Regions from separate parts of the Homo sapiens genome. Here region 2 is linked to region 1. Evidence: read pairs that join two places in POLR2A ChIA-PET (ENCODE). Cell type or tissue: Caco-2. All regions are shown on one strand.

Region 1 (2,500 bases):
CTCTCCAAACTTTCCTCTTCACAGGACAATAAAAGTAGACAGCAAAAAATCCTGAGTGGGGTGATTGTGTCTTACGAATATTTACATCCTTGCACCTAGCATAGTAGCTGGCACCCAGAGCAGGCTCAATACATGCTTTTTGAATAAATGAATTGAGGCCGTTAACACTGAGAGTCTTCATCTTAAATCATCCCATGCCAATAAAATAGGCATTTAATAAAACTGAGTTAATTTCATCAAGTGTGTACTATACTTGGTCAAATGCTATTATCGAACTTAGGAAACACTGATATTTTTGAGAAGGGAGTAAAAGTCATAAAAGAAGTAGGGTAGTTTTAAAAATTTTTAAACTTTTTTTTTTTTTGCTTTAGAAAGAAAAGCACCCACTAACACAATAAACACGAAAGGCTGCTTAAACCAAATGCAGTGAATGCTTATCTTGGTCAGCTGGAGTTCACCTAAGCAAGGACTGGACCAGGCAAGGAGGCCCTGAACAGCAGCCTGCTTCTGGGGCCAGCTTTCCTCTTGGAGCCGCAGTCCTGGAGAATCATGCTGGGAGGTGTTAGTGCTCGTGAGAGTGCACAGAGGAGCACAGCCTACAGTCGATTTGATGTCCATCATCTTCCCTTGCATGGGGAGATTAATAGACCATAGGGAAGACAGAGGGGTCTGAGAAGGACTCCCTGAGCCGGGCCCTCCTGCAGGGAGGCAATGCTGACCACATCAAGCATGGGCTCCCCAGCTGTGAGGGTCATCTTCGCTGCTGCTGATCACTGCTCTGTGATTTCAATTAAATCATGAAGGGTGGATTCTCGCACACGCACACTTCTACAGATACACACATGCACAGATTAGGGAGAAGGGTGATGGTGCTTTACAGATACGAAATGTCCTCCACATGATGCACTACTTTATAGAAAAGGGTGATGGTACTTTACAGACACGAAATGTCCTCCACATGATGCACTACTTTATAGGAAAGGGAAGCGATGTGATCTTTGGCCGGGGTGAGAGCAGGTTTCAACTCCTGTTCTCATGCTGCCAGCGCTGCCACCACTCATTCACGGGCTGGGCTAGGTCTCCTTGAAGAAGCTGATCTGTGAGGACGTCCTGCATGGGTTGGGAGAAGTGTCTTGCCTTTATAAACCCAACCAAAGACATCAGACACAAAGGAAGGATGGGTCTGAGTGTCAGCTGCTTAAAGAAAGGGTGAGGTGGAAAATCTGTCACAAGGAGACAGGATGGAGATCGCAGGGCCACAGCCATGATCACAGAGGGTGAGGGCAGACCGTGAGGAGTGGAGACAGGGGAGCCAATGGGTCAGAAGGGGCCCAAGGAAAGACACAGCTTTGAAGCAGCTGGCCTGTGGGATCACACGAGGAATCTGTCCCCTGGGAGGCAGGGGGAGGTCCCGGAAGCAGTGGAGACCAGACCTTTGAAGTTTGAGCAACACAGTTTATCATGCACAAATTCTGATGTCAGAGTTTTCCCTCAAGCTATATTTAAATTTGAGTCTGTGCTGCACACTAGTAAAACTGCAATCAGTGAGCTAATCAAACCCTCGTATATGTGAGGGGTGAAATAATTTTTTTTGCTGACTCATCACAGGGACACTTTTTCACCATATGCCATATTTAAAGTCGCAAGTATTGCTCTCTGATGGATTAAAAACTGTCTCTCTCATAAACACATTCCTTCCAACAGCATTCATCTTGCTCTGTGGTCTAAAAATGGGGCAGCAGTTTGGAGCATGACAGAGTACAGGGCTCATTCTCTTTTTCGTTCAACGAGTAAAAATAAATCTTGAAATTTGGGCAGAGGAGAGGCCGCGGTGCCAGGAGTCCCAGAAACCTTCCCTTTTCAAGTAGTGTCTGGAGCACCGAGCCACGCCCACACCTACTGGCCAAGAGAAGTCACCAGCGTGCTCCCAGTGCCTCCCAAGGTGCCGGCAGCTGCCTGGCTGCGGCTGGGGAAATGCAGACTGCGCTTGAGGGCTCGCTTGCCGCCGTCCTGGAGGGGCTGTTATTAAGCCTTGTTCTCAGGTTTCATATTGCATAGAAATGTTACCTTACAGCTTAGGAATTCTGTTCCCGTGAAGCTTACATAGGCCCCTGTCCCTCAGCCTTCTGGGCCACTTTTGGCGTTTCCCTCTAAAGGTGGCACTGTCAAGTCTTCTTAACATAATCATCATTTAGTCCATTTTCAGTCATGCAGTCCACGGGGAAGCTTTAGAAACAACCGAGGCACACGTGTTTGGACTGCAGGTAAGAAGAGCAGGCAGGAGGGAAAACACACCCTCAACGCAGTTAAAGCTCTGCTTCTTTAACACACACCGAACTGTCCCAAACCCAGGCACAGCCAAGCCAGGGCAGGTCAGAGCTCCGCAGAGGTGGAGGCCGAGGTGGCTCTGAGCAGCTGCAGCAGCTGGGCGGGAGGGGCCTGGGGAGAAGGAAGCCTCAGAATCGCCTTAAAAGAGGAAACCGTGATGTCACTCCCAAGG
Region 2 (2,500 bases), 130 kb before region 1:
CCAGTCCTCCCTTGTGGTCCAGGCTGCCTCCTTCAGGGAGAGCTGACGCCTTCAGAGCAAGCGTCCTTGCGTGGTTATGAAGCTCTGTGTCCCTCCCCTTCACTTTGTGTTTGCCTTGAAGCCACTGGCCCAGCCCTCAGGTATCGGATCTGGAGGGCACCTTGCTGGAGGATATGTGGACCCAAGGCCCGAGAAGGTGCCTCCTGGGTCAGGGTGTCAGTGGCCGGAGTGAGACACGCCCAGGCCTTGGCTCCCAGCCCCACCCACTTCCTCACCAGGCCCTCCCAGCTCAGTCTACGTTGGCTGTTTTCTTGGGATGTCATTGTGGAAGGTCCTGCCTGGGGCATGGCGGCTTGGGAATCTGAGCCTCGGACTTTCAATGCCACGTTCCAGTTGCTGCCATGTGTTTCCTCCCCTAAAGGTGGGCTTGGTTGTTCGGGCTGCAAATGGTGGATACCCACGGATCCAGGACAAGCCTCAGCCCCTTTTTTTATCCTCCATCCAGATTTTCCCACCGGGAGAAGGCATGGGGGCCTGGAATGCTGTCTCTTGGGAGCTGGTCTCAGTTAAGTAACCAGGGTTGGCTCGTGCCTGCTCTTGGTCTGAAGGTGGCAGGCCTGGGACTGGCCACTGTCATCCCCAGTAGCACTTCCAAACCCCCTCCCTCAGCCTCACTGCGTGGCGACCTCATTCACCAGCCCCTGTGTGGCGGGCGGCTCCCATGGCCAGGGGCGAGCTCTCTCTGCTTTGAGGGAGGTGTGAGAGCCCCCTGGACAGAGTCCTCATAATCTGAATGCAAGAATTCCTTTCCCAGGAATCCTGCAGATAAAATGGATTATGTTTGTGAGTGTACAGTTAAGAATAAGCCAGCTCAAGGCAAAAGAATGGGTCCCACCCAGAGGAGAAGCGGGGTCCTGTCCCATGTGGGATGAAATGGCCTCTGCAGGAATGGCTCCAGCTTTAGGGCTGGTTTATGCCGTCACAGGACCCACATCTTCTAAGTGGCCTCCACCCCATCTGCCCTTTGTTCTTGTACTTTGGCCATAAATGCGAGGAGAAGGTCCCTGAGTCACCCTTGCATGTGGCAAGGTCCTCTCAAGTGTGAATCTGCAGGTGGGGTGGGGGAAGAGGGCTCCTGGGTGTATTTTAAACTCGGGAAGACAGCAGTCCCCTCCTGCCCCATCCCATGTGGCTTTGCAGCTGCAGCCTCTCATCTCTAAGTGTTCCTGGCCTCTGAGAAGAACCTAGTTAATTAAAATGGGCTTGTACAATGAAATTGTGAAATACCCCTCAGGTGCAGGGACTCTCGAGTATGTGGAAATGACCCCACCCTTTGAGGCTTCTGGACATGGCAGGTAATGTTATATGAAGTGCCTCGGGTGCCTGGCACATGGTTGATGCTCAGTGGTCACTGTTTTTAGGAAGTCAGCTCGGTTCCTGAAGGGAGTGTAGAGGTTTGGCTTGAATGCCCCCTGAGCACGTGGGTTGTGTTATCTTGGGCAAGTTGATTTGCCATCTTTGGGGAAAATCTCTTTATGAAATGGAGTATATTGTACCTACTTCACAGAGTAGTGGGAGGCAGGAAAAGCACCTGGGAGAGCACTTTGCAGAGGCTGGACCACAGGAGGAAGATGACCATCCTCTTCCACCTCCAACCCCAGCAAAGTAATGTCACCATGAAGCAGCCACTACAGAAAAATGGCCAGAAAGCAATGATTTTCCCTTTTTCTGTAATGCCAGAGAGACAGCCAGCTTCACTTTAAAGCACATTGCCTTGGGGCCAGGCGGGGTGGCTCATGCCTGTAATCCTAGCACTTTGGGAGGGGATCACTTGAGGTCAGGAGTTCAAGACCAGCCTGGCCAGCACGATGAAACCCCATCTTTGTTAAAAAATACAAAAAAATTTAGCCGGGTGTGCTGGTGCACACCTCTCCCAGCTACTCGGGAGGCTGAGGCAGGAGAATTGCTTGAACCCAGGAGGTGGAGGCTGCAGCGAGCCGAGATCCTGCCATTGCACTCCAGCCTCCAGCCTGGGCAACAGAGCCAGACTCCGTCTCAAAAAAAAAAAAAAAAAAAAAAAAGGCACATTGCCTTTGTGACATTTCGTTTTTCATCTCCCTTGGTTTTGGCAGAATTGTGAGAGGTGCCTGACGGGGAGGTGTAGGAGCAGGAAAGGTGCTTCTTTTCTGGGGAGGGTGTACGTGTGCCACACGTGCCACTGCACAGCTGCACACACACGTGCATCAACATCGGAGCTGTAGCCGCCCCACACAGCTGGGCACAGGCCGTGCAGGAGATGTGCCACCCATAAGTCACTCTCCCTCGGACACCGTTCAGCCTTGAGAACCTCGCTGAGTGCTGGGAACAGCAGTTTATCCTTAGAGAGGAAGGCTGAGGACTCAGAATGGACTCGTGGATATTTATTCTTTGGGTTGTTATCCAGTACTGTCTCACTTTCTTATTCAGATGGCTTCATCTTGGGAGCTCTTTCAGATGGCTC

What was found. ChIA-PET counts read pairs that join two places held together with the same protein. Peaks named below come from ENCODE experiments on the same cell type or tissue, not always from the same donor. Only the 100,000 strongest peaks of a DNase experiment are listed, where the experiment ranks them.
Region 2: POLR2A ChIA-PET joins it to region 1 with 5 read pairs; 1 of 35 experiments calls an interaction of 5 or more read pairs at or near these places.

Annotation. Positions count from the first base shown.
Region 1 is chr13:110,387,730-110,390,229 of GRCh38, reverse strand. All of the region lies in intron 4 of COL4A2 (collagen type IV alpha 2 chain), which reads right to left. Among named protein-coding and RNA genes, the nearest start is that of MIR8073, 48 kb to the right of the region's middle. RefSeq lists an enhancer at 2,317-2,500. In Caco-2, no CTCF peak of the experiment used is centred here; DNase peaks (open chromatin) are centred at 1,379 and 1,926.
Region 2 is chr13:110,516,478-110,518,977 of GRCh38, reverse strand. No RefSeq gene overlaps it. Among named protein-coding and RNA genes, the nearest start is that of COL4A2-AS1, 9.5 kb to the right of the region's middle. RefSeq lists an enhancer at 319-1,155. In Caco-2, no CTCF peak of the experiment used is centred here; a DNase peak (open chromatin) is centred at 1,042.